Linked DNA regions of Homo sapiens: region 1 is linked to region 2. Evidence: read pairs that join two places in POLR2A ChIA-PET (ENCODE). Cell type or tissue: HepG2. All regions are shown on one strand. Each heading gives the region's core, and the rest is flanking DNA. Links, peaks and the distances in the headings are about the cores only.

Evidence for each region. ChIA-PET counts read pairs that join two places held together with the same protein. Peaks named below come from ENCODE experiments on the same cell type or tissue, not always from the same donor. Only the 100,000 strongest peaks of a DNase experiment are listed, where the experiment ranks them.
Region 1: POLR2A ChIA-PET joins it to region 2 with 6 read pairs; 2 of 35 experiments call an interaction of 5 or more read pairs at or near these places.

Annotation. Positions count from the first base shown.
Region 1 is chr12:109,196,895-109,199,704 of GRCh38, forward strand. ACACB (acetyl-CoA carboxylase beta) reads left to right here. Exons shown (of 53, transcript NM_001093.4): 17 at 114-259; 18 at 2,508-2,658. Among named protein-coding and RNA genes, the nearest start is that of ACACB, 82 kb to the left of the region's middle. In HepG2, for the core only: no CTCF peak of the experiment used is centred there; DNase peaks (open chromatin) are centred at 707, 1,357 and 1,717.
Region 2 is chr12:109,109,936-109,112,745 of GRCh38, forward strand. It overlaps UNG (uracil DNA glycosylase), which reads left to right. Exons shown (of 7, transcript NM_080911.3): 7 at 1-1,057. The coding sequence ends at 34. It also overlaps a transcript of ACACB not described here. Among named protein-coding and RNA genes, the nearest start is that of ACACB, 5.2 kb to the right of the region's middle. RefSeq lists an enhancer at 894-1,444. In HepG2, for the core only: a CTCF peak has its summit at 2,141 (motif pointing right); DNase peaks (open chromatin) are centred at 1,156 and 2,126; H3K4me3 peaks cover 1,234 bases.

The DNA of each region.
Region 1 (2,810 bases), core at 209-2,708, 87 kb after region 2:
CATCTTGGCCCTCTGTGGTGGACAACCAGCTCTTGTTTGTTGTTAGCGGGGCCCAGCAGTGCTCTGGGAGCACATCCTGAACCCAGGCGGTGACAAGGGGCTTGTCCCCACAGGTGGCCCGGCAGTCTCTGACCATGTTCGTTCTCATCATGAATGGCTGCCACATCGAGATTGATGCCCACCGGCTGAATGATGGGGGGCTCCTGCTCTCCTACAATGGGAACAGCTACACCACCTACATGAAGGAAGAGGTTGACAGGTGCGTGGGGGTGCGAGTCCCACTGTGGGCTGGGCATGCACAGCTCTCTGTCCTAGGCATGGAAAACACAGCACTGGCCTGTGTGCAGGTCCAAGGGTCTTAGAGAAGGTGCCTTTCTGGTAAATTCTGGGGGTGTGCAGAGAAGTTAATCTCTTGGTTGGAATTCTGTGCAACTGGCAGATATTTAGGGGAGGATCCTAGGAGGCCCTTTTCTAGTAACCTGGTTGGTGGGGATTCAGAGCTGAACGGGACATGACTCCCAGCTCTGTGGCCTGCGAGGTGTGTGACCAGGTGCCTGCTGCCTGTGCATCTGGGCTCTGGCATCCACCCAGTTAGTGCGGCAGTGACCTACTAAGCTCCTCCGTACCAGGCGCTGTGCTGGGTGTTGGGATAGCATTCTGGGTGTGACTCGTGGAGCTTCCAGCCCATTCGGGAAGATGACACACTGAACAAACAGATAGTGGCAGGAAAGGGTGTCGTGTACCTGACGGGTAACACACAAGATGCCCTGGAAGCTCTTAGCACAGGGGCTTGTGAGATAGTGAGATAGGCCCCAAAGATGCCCCGCCTCCAGTGTGTCTGATCACCCCGAGATCACGCAATGAAACAGACCCCAGCCAAGGTGATGAAAGGGGAGGGGATGTCTGAAAAGCTCCAGTTAGAGAGTGGAGACTCTCTTCTCAATCCTCAATGTTTTGGAAGAAGGAAGACTAGGTTTATGCCAGAGTAATATTTTGTTATCTCCTTTTTTTTCTTTTTGAGAGAGGGTCTCGCTCTGTCACCCAGGCAGGAGTGCAGTGGCACCATCATGACTCACTGCAGCCTCAACTTCCCTGGGCTCCGAGATGATCCCCCCACCTCAGTCCCCCAAGTTGCTGGGACTACGGGCATGTGCCACCACGCCTGGCTAATTTTTGTATTTTTTGTAGAGACGGGGTTTTGCCATGTTGCTCAGGCTGGTCTTGAACTTCTGGACTCAAGCAGTTGGCCAGCCTTGGCCTCCCAAAGTGCTGGGATTGCAGTCATGAGCCACTGCACCCTGCCTGTTATCTCTTTTTTAACCCACGTTCTATCTGCCAAGAATGTTCAGGATTACTATAGGTTCTACTCTCCCCAGTTCAAAGGTTAAGACTTTGAATCAGTAAATATTTGTTGAATCATATCCACTGATTGATTTTTCTGTGTCAGGCCCTGTTGGAAGTATGTCAGTAAAAGGAACCAGCTTTCAGCCAAAAAAGGGTCACATCCTTTTTATTATTTTATTTTATTTTAAAGACTGGTTCTTACTCTGTTGCCCAGCCTGGGCAAGAGTGAGACCCTGATCGCTTGAGTCCAGAAGTTTGAGACCAGTCTGGGCAACATGGCAAAACCCCATCTCTATAAAATACAATGATTAGCCAAGTGTGGTGGCGTGTGCCTGTAGTCCCAGCAATTTAGGGGGTTGTGATGGGAGGATCACCTGACCCCAGGGAGGTCAAGGCTTCAGTGAACCATGATTGTGCCACTGCACTCCAGCCTGGGTGACAGAGTAATTATAGCTCACAATAGCCTCAAACTCCTGGGCTCAAAGGATTCTCCTGCCTCAGCCTCCTGAGTAGCTGGGACTACTGGCATATGCTACCACGCCCAGCTATTTTTTTTTTTTTATTTTTTGTAGAGGCAGGGTCTCACTGTGTTGCCCAAGCTTGTCTTGAACTCCTGGCCTCAAGCCATCCTCCCACCTCGGCCTCCCAAAGAAAGCATCACAGCCTTGGCCAGGCACAGTGGCTCACGTCTGTAATCCCAGCACTTTGGGAGGCTGAGGCGGGCGGATCATGAGGTCAGGAGATCGAGACCATCCTGGCTAACATGGTGAAACCCCATCTTTACTAAAAATACAAAAAAAAATTAGCTGGATGTGGTGGTGGGCGCCTGTAGTCCCAGCTATGCGGGAGGCTGAGGCAGGAGAATGGCGTGAACCCGGGAGGCGGAGCTTGCAGTGAGCCGAGATCGCGCCACTGCACTCCAGCCTGGGCAACAGAGCGAGACTCCGTCTCAAAAAAAAAAATAAAATAAGAAAGCATCACAGCCTTTTTGTTCACCCACCTCACTCTCAGTGTCTCTGAGATAACTATCAACTGCCACCCTTTGGGAATGTAGAGGGTACACTCCCCCTTTAGGAAGGGGAAATGGTATTGAAAGCCGGACTAGGGCTTGCTGAGTTGGTAGTCCTCATCAGTCTCCCTACCCGACTCCTCCTCTCTCCCAGTTACCGAATTACCATCGGCAATAAGACGTGTGTGTTTGAGAAGGAGAACGATCCTACAGTCCTGAGATCCCCCTCGGCTGGGAAGCTGACACAGTACACAGTGGAGGATGGGGGCCACGTTGAGGCTGGGAGCAGCTACGCTGAGATGGAGGTGACTGCAGAGCCGGCCGTGGGGAATCCTGAACCCTCAAACTCCCACTCTTCTGGCTTTGTCCCATGTCTGAACAAACAGGCCTACCTCTCCCCTTGACCACTGTCTGCAAATTTCTAAGGGAATCAGTCTGTGGATTTCAGCCAAATCCC
Region 2 (2,810 bases), core at 48-2,547:
TGGCAAGAAGCCCATTGACTGGAAGGAGCTGTGATCATCAGCTGAGGGGTGGCCTTTGAGAAGCTGCTGTTAACGTATTTGCCAGTTACGAAGTTCCACTGAAAATTTTCCTATTAATTCTTAAGTACTCTGCATAAGGGGGAAAAGCTTCCAGAAAGCAGCCATGAACCAGGCTGTCCAGGAATGGCAGCTGTATCCAACCACAAACAACAAAGGCTACCCTTTGACCAAATGTCTTTCTCTGCAACATGGCTTCGGCCTAAAATATGCAGAAGACAGATGAGGTCAAATACTCAGTTGGCTCTCTTTATCTCCCTTGCCTTTATGGTGAAACAGGGGAGATGTGCACCTTTCAGGCACAGCCCTAGTTTGGCGCCTGCTGCTCCTTGGTTTTGCCTGGTTAGACTTTCAGTGACAGATGTTGGGGTGTTTTTGCTTAGAAAGGTCCCCTTGTCTCAGCCTTGCAGGGCAGGCATGCCAGTCTCTGCCAGTTCCACTGCCCCCTTGATCTTTGAAGGAGTCCTCAGGCCCCTCGCAGCATAAGGATGTTTTGCAACTTTCCAGAATCTGGCCCAGAAATTAGGGCTCAATTTCCTGATTGTAGTAGAGGTTAAGATTGCTGTGAGCTTTATCAGATAAGAGACCGAGAGAAGTAAGCTGGGTCTTGTTATTCCTTGGGTGTTGGTGGAATAAGCAGTGGAATTTGAACAAGGAAGAGGAGAAAAGGGAATTTTGTCTTTATGGGGTGGGGTGATTTTCTCCTAGGGTTATGTCCAGTTGGGGTTTTTAAGGCAGCACAGACTGCCAAGTACTGTTTTTTTTAACCGACTGAAATCACTTTGGGATATTTTTTCCTGCAACACTGGAAAGTTTTAGTTTTTTAAGAAGTACTCATGCAGATATATATATATATATTTTTCCCAGTCCTTTTTTTAAGAGACGGTCTTTATTGGGTCTGCACCTCCATCCTTGATCTTGTTAGCAATGCTGTTTTTGCTGTTAGTCGGGTTAGAGTTGGCTCTACGCGAGGTTTGTTAATAAAAGTTTGTTAAAAGTTTGTTTTGTGCAAGTGTCCTTTGTGCGTCCAGGCCAGGGCATCCATGGACGTCCTTGGGCTGCCCTTTCCCTTGGCGCCTCCCAGGGTTCCCATAGCAACCACCGTCTGCAGGAGGGGCCGCCCTTGCCCCTCCTCCCCGCCCTGCCGCTCAGTGGAACGGCCCAACCCTCCCCTGGCTGCGGTGAGCGCTGGGCCCAACCCCCGGCCTGGAGCAGCGCCCCAACTCCGAGCACCGTGGAGCACCGGCTGCCAGCTGAGACCCCAGAGGGGTAACTAACGGCCTGAGGAAGGCATTTCTTCGGGGAACATGGCGTGCCCGTCGTGGCTACGTTCTGCCAAGCCCTGTGACGTTGGAGGGGAGCCGCCTGCATCCCCCGCTCAGCCAGTGTTTCTAGACTCCGAGACATCTGGAACTCGGAAGTGAGGCCAGGGCTCCAGGAAGACTCCCTGATGACGCACTGGCCCGCAGCCCAGGCTCAGGTAGTGGGGGCTGTCAGGATGATCTGTGGGATCCCCCAGTGTCCGAAGAAAGAAGCCACAATTGTGTTTTTTTTTCTTTCTTTCTTTTTCTTTTTTTTTTTTTGAGCGAGTCTCACTCTGTCGCTCAGGCTGAAGTACAGTGGCGCGATCTCGGCTCACTGCAACCTCTGCCTCCAGGGGTCAAGCAATCCTCCCACCTCAGCCTCCCAAGTAGCTGGGATTACGAGCATGCACTACCACGCCCGGCTAATTTTTGTACTTTTAGTAGAGAAACTTTTAACTAAATGGGCAAGAAAGAATGCATCCAGCCAGAACCTCGAGACTAGCAAATGCATTTCTTAAAAGGGCAGGGAGGGAGACCAGAGTTTGCTTGAAAATACTGCTTCCTTTCCTTATCTATGTAGGGAAGGGTTTATCATTCTACATTTTGTGGTCAGCAAGCTGGCTTTCACGGGAGGAGGATGCATGGTCGATTTGCCCTCTGGTAACTTTGGGATCTTCCTCTAAACAACAGTGGACTCCCTTAGCCAAGGAAGAAGTGAAGGGATAATTGTGCTTACACCAGTTAGCTTTTCACACTTCTCTCTCTCCCGGTGCAGCACTGCCGGTAGGGGGAGCAGTGAGCTCCAAGTTTCCAGGAATAATTCAAAACACAATTATTTTATATTTTAAAATATAAAATGTATATTTTAAATATATATACATACATTTCTATATAATATATACAAAAGTTCAATATACGTATATTGAATATATATGTATATAAGTTCAATATATATGTATGTATATTCAATATATATGTATGTATATATGTATATATATTCAATATATATGTGTATATATTGAACTTTAGTCATGTGGTGACACTTTAAACAGTACACAGAGCAGCTTCTGGGTCCATGACCCTCCAAAAATTTAATTACTGATTCTTTAGAAACTAGGCAACTCAGCCAGGTGTGGGGGCTCACGCCTGTAATCCCAGCACTTTGGGTGGCCGAGGTGGGTGGATCACCTGAGGTCGGGAGTTCAAGACCAGCCTGACCAGCATGGAGAAACCCTGTCTCCACTAAAAATACAAAATTAGCCAGGCGTGGTGGCACATGCCTGTAATCCCAGCTACTTGGGAGGCTGAGGCAGGAGAATCACTTGAACCCGGGCGATCGCACCATTGCACTCCAGACTGGGCAACAAGAGCATAAGAGCAAAACTCCGTCTCAAAAAAAAAAAAAAAAAAAAACCAACCAGGCAACTCATTTTGATGAACTCTTAGCTA